Regions from separate parts of the Homo sapiens genome. Here region 1 is linked to region 2. Evidence: read pairs that join two places in POLR2A ChIA-PET (ENCODE). Cell type or tissue: OCI-LY7. All regions are shown on one strand. Links, peaks and the distances in the headings refer to the core of each region. The heading gives the core; the rest is flanking DNA. Region 1 overlaps UQCRH (ubiquinol-cytochrome c reductase hinge protein). Region 2 overlaps MAST2 (microtubule associated serine/threonine kinase 2).

Region 1 (2,923 bases), core at 239-2,738, 470 kb before region 2:
GCCAAGGCAGGATCACTTAGGCCCAGGAGTTCAAGGTTGGCACTGAGCTACGATCATGCCGCTGTACTTCAGCCTGGACAACATAGTGAGACCCTCTCAATAAAATAGAATAGGTTATTTACATAAAATGCTCAGCGCACCATATGTCACATATATTGGGCCCAGAGTAACTGATGGGCCTTTCCCTAGCATGGAAAGATTGTTGGCACCAAGTCTTCCCTGACCATTGCAACCTTTCCCCTTCCTGACTTCCCACTGACTTACGCAATGGTCCCTCGCATGCAAGAAGTCAAAGAGCTCCTCCGTGCAATCCTCTTCTGTATGTGATCGAGAGGATACACGCTCATCACAGAGCTCTAGCCGCTCCCGGGCCTTTACACATTTCTCCAACTGCTCGCATTGCTCTCTCACTGTTGTTAGGGGATCCTGATGTAGAAACAGAAAAAAAACAAAATGGGCATTTTTAGCAGAGACCCACCAAACACATATGCTTTGATTAACACAACCACCAAACCAAGGTGCTGCCTCTGAATTACCGTGCAGAAGGCCAGCTGGCAGAGCCACACTGCCGCCAGAAATGGCAGAATGCGGTCTCCCATTCAATTCTGATGCTAAGTAGTAGGGAAAAGTTTCACATTCCTGCCTTCCAAGGTTGCCAGTATGCACTGAAAGCCTCAGTCCTATCTGAAAAACAAGGTGGTAAAGGAAACCTGGCCAAACTTGAAGTAGATCTATAGGAGGCCTTACTTGTTAACACAGCATTTTGGAATATGACACGTCTGAAACTTCAAATCCCCTTGTCTGAGAACCAGGCCTATGCACCCCAGCTGCCCAACTAGAAAGGCAATGCTAACATAGAGAAGGACTATCTAACAAAGGTTCCTTCAGAGTTCTTTTTTTTTTTTTTTTTAAGACGGAGTTTTGCTCTTGTTGCCCAGGCTGGAGCGCAATGGCGCAATCTCAGCTCACCACAACCTCCGCCTCTCGGGTTCGAGCAATTCTCCTGCCTCAGCCTCTCGAGTAGCTGGGATTACAGGCATGTGCCACCACGCCCGGCTAATTTTGTATTTTTAGTAGAGATGGGGTTTCTCTACGTTGTTCAGGCTGGTAATCCGCCTGCCTTGGCCTCCCAAAGTGCTGAGATTACAGGCACGAGCCACCATGCCTAGCCCAAAGTTCTTTATTAAACCACAAATAGCAGATGATTGAGTGCCAGGCCCTCAAGATGCCATCTGCTCCCTGGTACCACAACTGAAGAAGCCCCAAACCCAGAACAGACTCAGCTTCCAAGGCTCACACCCTAAACTCTCCACTGCACAGGAAGTATCAAAGCTTATTCCACCCCCATTATCTACAAGGTATCAAGTAAAAACTCCTTAAAATGCCCTTAGAATTTCATGAAGCTCAAACCCTGCTTTTACTGAGATGTTTCCAAACCTGAGACAGTTCTTACCACTAATTCCTCCTCTTCCTCTTCCTCCTACAAAAGGAAAACAAAATTAATGTCAGCAGCAATTTTATGACATATTTATTCCTGATCATACTGATGTAATTACTGACGATAGACACTGACACTATTAACGATGTTATTTTGTTTTCTGTGTTTTATGATGTTTTTACATTTTAGAGGCCTTGCTAATCCTGGAGCTAATCCTGCTCTTCCAGGGCTAATTTTTAGACAGCAAACTTGCCTGCGAGCATACCTTTCATATGCAACGTAACTATCCAAAGTGCTTGTAGCAAACTGCCTCCTTTATCTTTTGTTTAAGAGACAGAGTCTTGCTCTGTCATAGCTCACTGCAGCCACAAACTCCTGGGCTCAAGTGATCCTCCTGCCTCAGCCTTCTGAGTAGCTAGGACTATAAGCACACGCCACATGCCTGGCTAATTTAAAAATTTTCTTTGTGGTAGAGACAAGGTCTCATTATGTTGCCCAGGCTGCTCTCAAACTCCTGGGCTCAATCAATCCTCCTACCTTGGCCTCCCAAAGTGGTGGGATTATAGGCATTAGCCACTCAGCCTGGCCCTGCCTCCTTTATCTAAGTTTTGTACACTAAGCTCCTGTTTCCCCTTCTCTAAATCACCCCAGGGACAAATATAGGACAACTAGGAACCAGCCCTATAAGCTAGAGCCCAACGAAATTATTCAAACTATCCAATCCTAAATTTGAGCAAGTGTACCTACGCTGCCCACCAATTCCTTCCCATAGAAACCAAGGTGCTGAGCCATGCTTCCTTCCCCTCATACCTTCTGCCTCCTGACGAGCTCAGACACTTCCCCATATAGCTCTGCATTTTTTTGTGTGGCATATCCCTCTCTTTCAGGAAATTTAAGTAATAATAAACTCTTCTTTCAAAGGCGGTTGTCTCCAGGTCTGTCACCTTACCATACTTGGTTAAAACGAATCCCAGGTATATTTCAAGACAGAGACACCATCTCACTTTCATTAACAAGAACCTAAGTGTGCTTAATACTCTCCAGTTTATAAAGCACCTTCATATCTCTTATGATTTAATTAATCACAACAGTCCCTTAAGGAGGTAATCCCAGTTTAGAGATAATAAACAGTAATTAGACATTTTCTGATACAGATTCAAGCTGCCAGATGTTCACATGGGGCCTACATAATCTAAAGTATTTGTCCCAGTATTGCTACAAATAGCAAAATTTAGTCCTTACATCCCAAACCAAGTTAGGAGGAAAACCCATTTTTTTCTAGACTGTGAACTTGAATTAGGAATATGAAAACTGCTAAACCTAAAAACCCTTGTTTGGTCAGAGCTTAACTAAGGATGGTTAGTCACTGCTTTTTGGCTTGCTGAACTCCCAGAACCCCTAGTAGACTAAGTATATCAAATAAAAGTGCACAACTCCACTCATGAGCTTGGAAATACAGAACAGACCCCACCTATTCACTTCTGA
Region 2 (2,923 bases), core at 123-2,622:
AAATTTATAAGTAACTAGAATTTCTATACATCTCCAGAATGCATGAATGTCAAAACTTATTTTGCAACCCTTGCTAACATCAAGGCACCCAAAGTCTACAAATGTAATAATTTACCATGACCTACATAACTAATATGGTCCAAATTACCCTAAGGTCCTGCTTTAAAGTCCATAAATACCCCTAAGGAAAATCCACCGCAACACACTCAGTCCTTTTTGCTGAATGAAGCACTGTACTGCACTCTGCTGCAGCATTCTATCTAATAAAACTTTCCTTTCTAAACCTATACTGCTGTCAGTAAATTCTTTTACCACCAGTGAGCCAACCACTCTCCACTGCCGGGTTCTGACACCTTGCCCAGCAGAGACTAGCCCGCACAACATGGCGAAATCCTGTCTCTACAAAAAAGTCAAAAAATTAGCCAGGCATGGTGGCATCCACCTGTGGTCCCAGCTACATATATAAGGAATACATGTATTTCTTACTGTATCACAGTAATTATATATATATACAGAAGAAATATATATATGTATATATTTCTTTATACGGTAAGAAATATACACAATATTTCTTACTGTATCACAGCTACTAATAACTATTTGAAGTACCGAGGCATAAAAAGAAAAAAATATATACATTTTGTTCATATTGTTAAATGACAAACCTGAGACAAGTTAAATTTAATGACTTAATTGAACAAAAAACAGATTTGCCAGGTGCGGTGGCTCACCCCTGTAATTCCAGCACTCTGGGAGGCAGAGGTGGAGACTGGAGGATTGGTTGAGCCCAGAAGTTTGAGACCAGCCTGGGCAGCACAGGGAGCCCCCACCCCCAACCCCCATTACAAATAATAAGGAAATGAAAACTGTGGTCCCAGCTTCCGGGAAAGGTGGGGAAGGGAGCAGCCTGAGGCAGAAGCATCACTCAAGCCCAAGAGGTCCAGACTGCAGTGAGCCATGTCACTGCACTCCACCCTGGGTGACTAAGCAAGTCCCTGTCTCAAAAAAATAGAGATTAATGAACCAGTTAGCATCCAGTACCAAATGCAGTTCAGAATGTTCCATCCCCCAATGCATGTAGGCTATATTTATAGCCAGAGAAACAGAAATGACATACAGAAGTAGCCTGATGGGCTGCAGTTCAGGTGTTTGCCTTATTTGAACATGCTTTGGCAATATTCAGCCTATATGACTGGCTGAAAACTTGGCTGCTATGCTTGACTGAGGCTCAGCTACTTGTTACAAGAGTATACTCTTAGGTTAGGTTGCAGGTAGTTTATATATTAAATTAGGTTATAGTTCACTATGTAGGGAGGTAGCTTTTGGCTGCCTCTAAATTTAACTATAAATCTGGCACTATGCTATTTTAAATGGATTGTCTCATTTCATCCTAAAAACTGCATGAGCGAAGTCTTAATATTATTTTGATTTTAAAGATGAGAAAACAGAGGCTTAAAGAGGTTCAGTGACTTGTAGAGGGTCATATGATTACTAAGTGGCAGGAGTAGGATGTGGAACACAGGTGTACAGCCTGAGTTTGTATTTACTTTTGTAAAGTAGAAGGCATTCACAATGATTTCATTCAAATATATTTTCTTGAGTAGAAATGAAAAAAGTATAAATTAACGGGTAAACCCACAGGAGTTGCATGCAAAGAACATTCATTATGACTTCTAGATTTCTACCTCCAAAGGTAGAAGGTAGTGATATGTATTAAAATCCAAACAGACAACAAAATCTGTTAATAACTCTTTAACACAAGTTTTACTCATCATTCCACCCCCTTGTAGATACACTTCAATTTGTCTTCATTCCATTAAAAATAAATACTGAAGAGCAAAAATTTTTCTTTCTGATAAAAGCCAATTTTTTTCCTTTTATAGGTTAAGCTTTTTTTACTCCAAGAAACCTTTGCCCCACCTAAAATCACAAAAATTTTCTCGTTTTCCTCTACACATTTTATGATTTAAGCTCTTACATTTGTTCAATTACCCACTTCAAGTTAATTTTTGTACAGCATGAGGTAAGTATAGAGGTTGATATTTTTGTGTGAATTGTTTCAACACCATTTGTTATGAAGACTACCTTTTCCCCCATTAAATTGCCTTGGCAAATTTGTCTATTTGGTTCCAGTGATCTATATATCTATCCTTATACCAATAATCACACTGACCCGATTACTGTTCCTTTATACAAAGTCATAAAATAAGTTTGATTCCTCTAACTTTGGTCTTCTTTTTAATATTGTTTTGGTTATTCTAGGTCCTTTACATTTCAATACACATTTGAAATCAGCTTGATATTTTCTGAAAAATACTACCTGGGTTTTGATCGGGACTGCATTAAATCTATAGCTTAATGGAGAAAATTTACATCTTCATGATATGAGTCTTCCTAGACTGGGCACCAGGTGGTTCATGCCTGTAAGCCAGCATTTCGGGAGGCCAGGGCAGGAGGATTGCTTGAGTACAGGAGTCCAAGACCAGCCTGGGCAACATGGCGAAACCCCATCTCTACAAAAAATACAAAAATCAGCCAGATGTTGCTGGGCGTGGTGGCTCACGCCTGTGATCTCAGCACTTTGGGAGGCTGAGGCGGGCAGATCACGAGGTCAGGAGTTTGAGACCAGCCTGGCCAACATGGTGAAACCCCATCCCTACTAAAAATACCAAAAACTAGCCAGGCATGGTGGCAGGCACCTGTAATCCCAGCTACTGGGGAGGCTGAGGCAGCAGAATCACTTGAACCCGGGAGGCGGAGGTCGCAGTGAGCTGAGACCATGCCATTGCACTCTAGCCTGGCAAACAGAGCGAGACTCCGTCTCAAAAAAAAAAAAAAAAATTTGTGATGGTGCCTGTAGTCCCAGCCACTTGGGAGGCTGACATGGGAGGATCACTGGAGCCCAGGAGGCGGAGGTCGCAGT

The links. Peaks named below come from ENCODE experiments on the same cell type or tissue, not always from the same donor. Only the 100,000 strongest peaks of a DNase experiment are listed, where the experiment ranks them.
Region 1: POLR2A ChIA-PET joins it to region 2 with 10 read pairs; 1 of 35 experiments calls an interaction of 5 or more read pairs at or near these places.

Annotation. Positions count from the first base shown.
Region 1 is chr1:46,307,658-46,310,580 of GRCh38, reverse strand. It overlaps UQCRH (ubiquinol-cytochrome c reductase hinge protein), which reads right to left. Exons shown (of 4, transcript NM_006004.4): 2 at 1,454-1,480; 3 at 265-426. Among named protein-coding and RNA genes, the nearest start is that of UQCRH, 5.4 kb to the right of the region's middle. In OCI-LY7, for the core only: no CTCF peak of the experiment used is centred there; no DNase peak of the experiment used is centred there; H3K4me3 peaks cover 361 bases.
Region 2 is chr1:45,839,048-45,841,970 of GRCh38, reverse strand. All of the region lies in intron 3 of MAST2 (microtubule associated serine/threonine kinase 2), which reads right to left. Among named protein-coding and RNA genes, the nearest start is that of MAST2, 37 kb to the right of the region's middle. RefSeq lists an enhancer at 2,643-2,923. In OCI-LY7, for the core only: no CTCF peak of the experiment used is centred there; DNase peaks (open chromatin) are centred at 350 and 1,070; H3K4me3 peaks cover 2,228 bases; H3K27ac peaks cover 2,500 bases.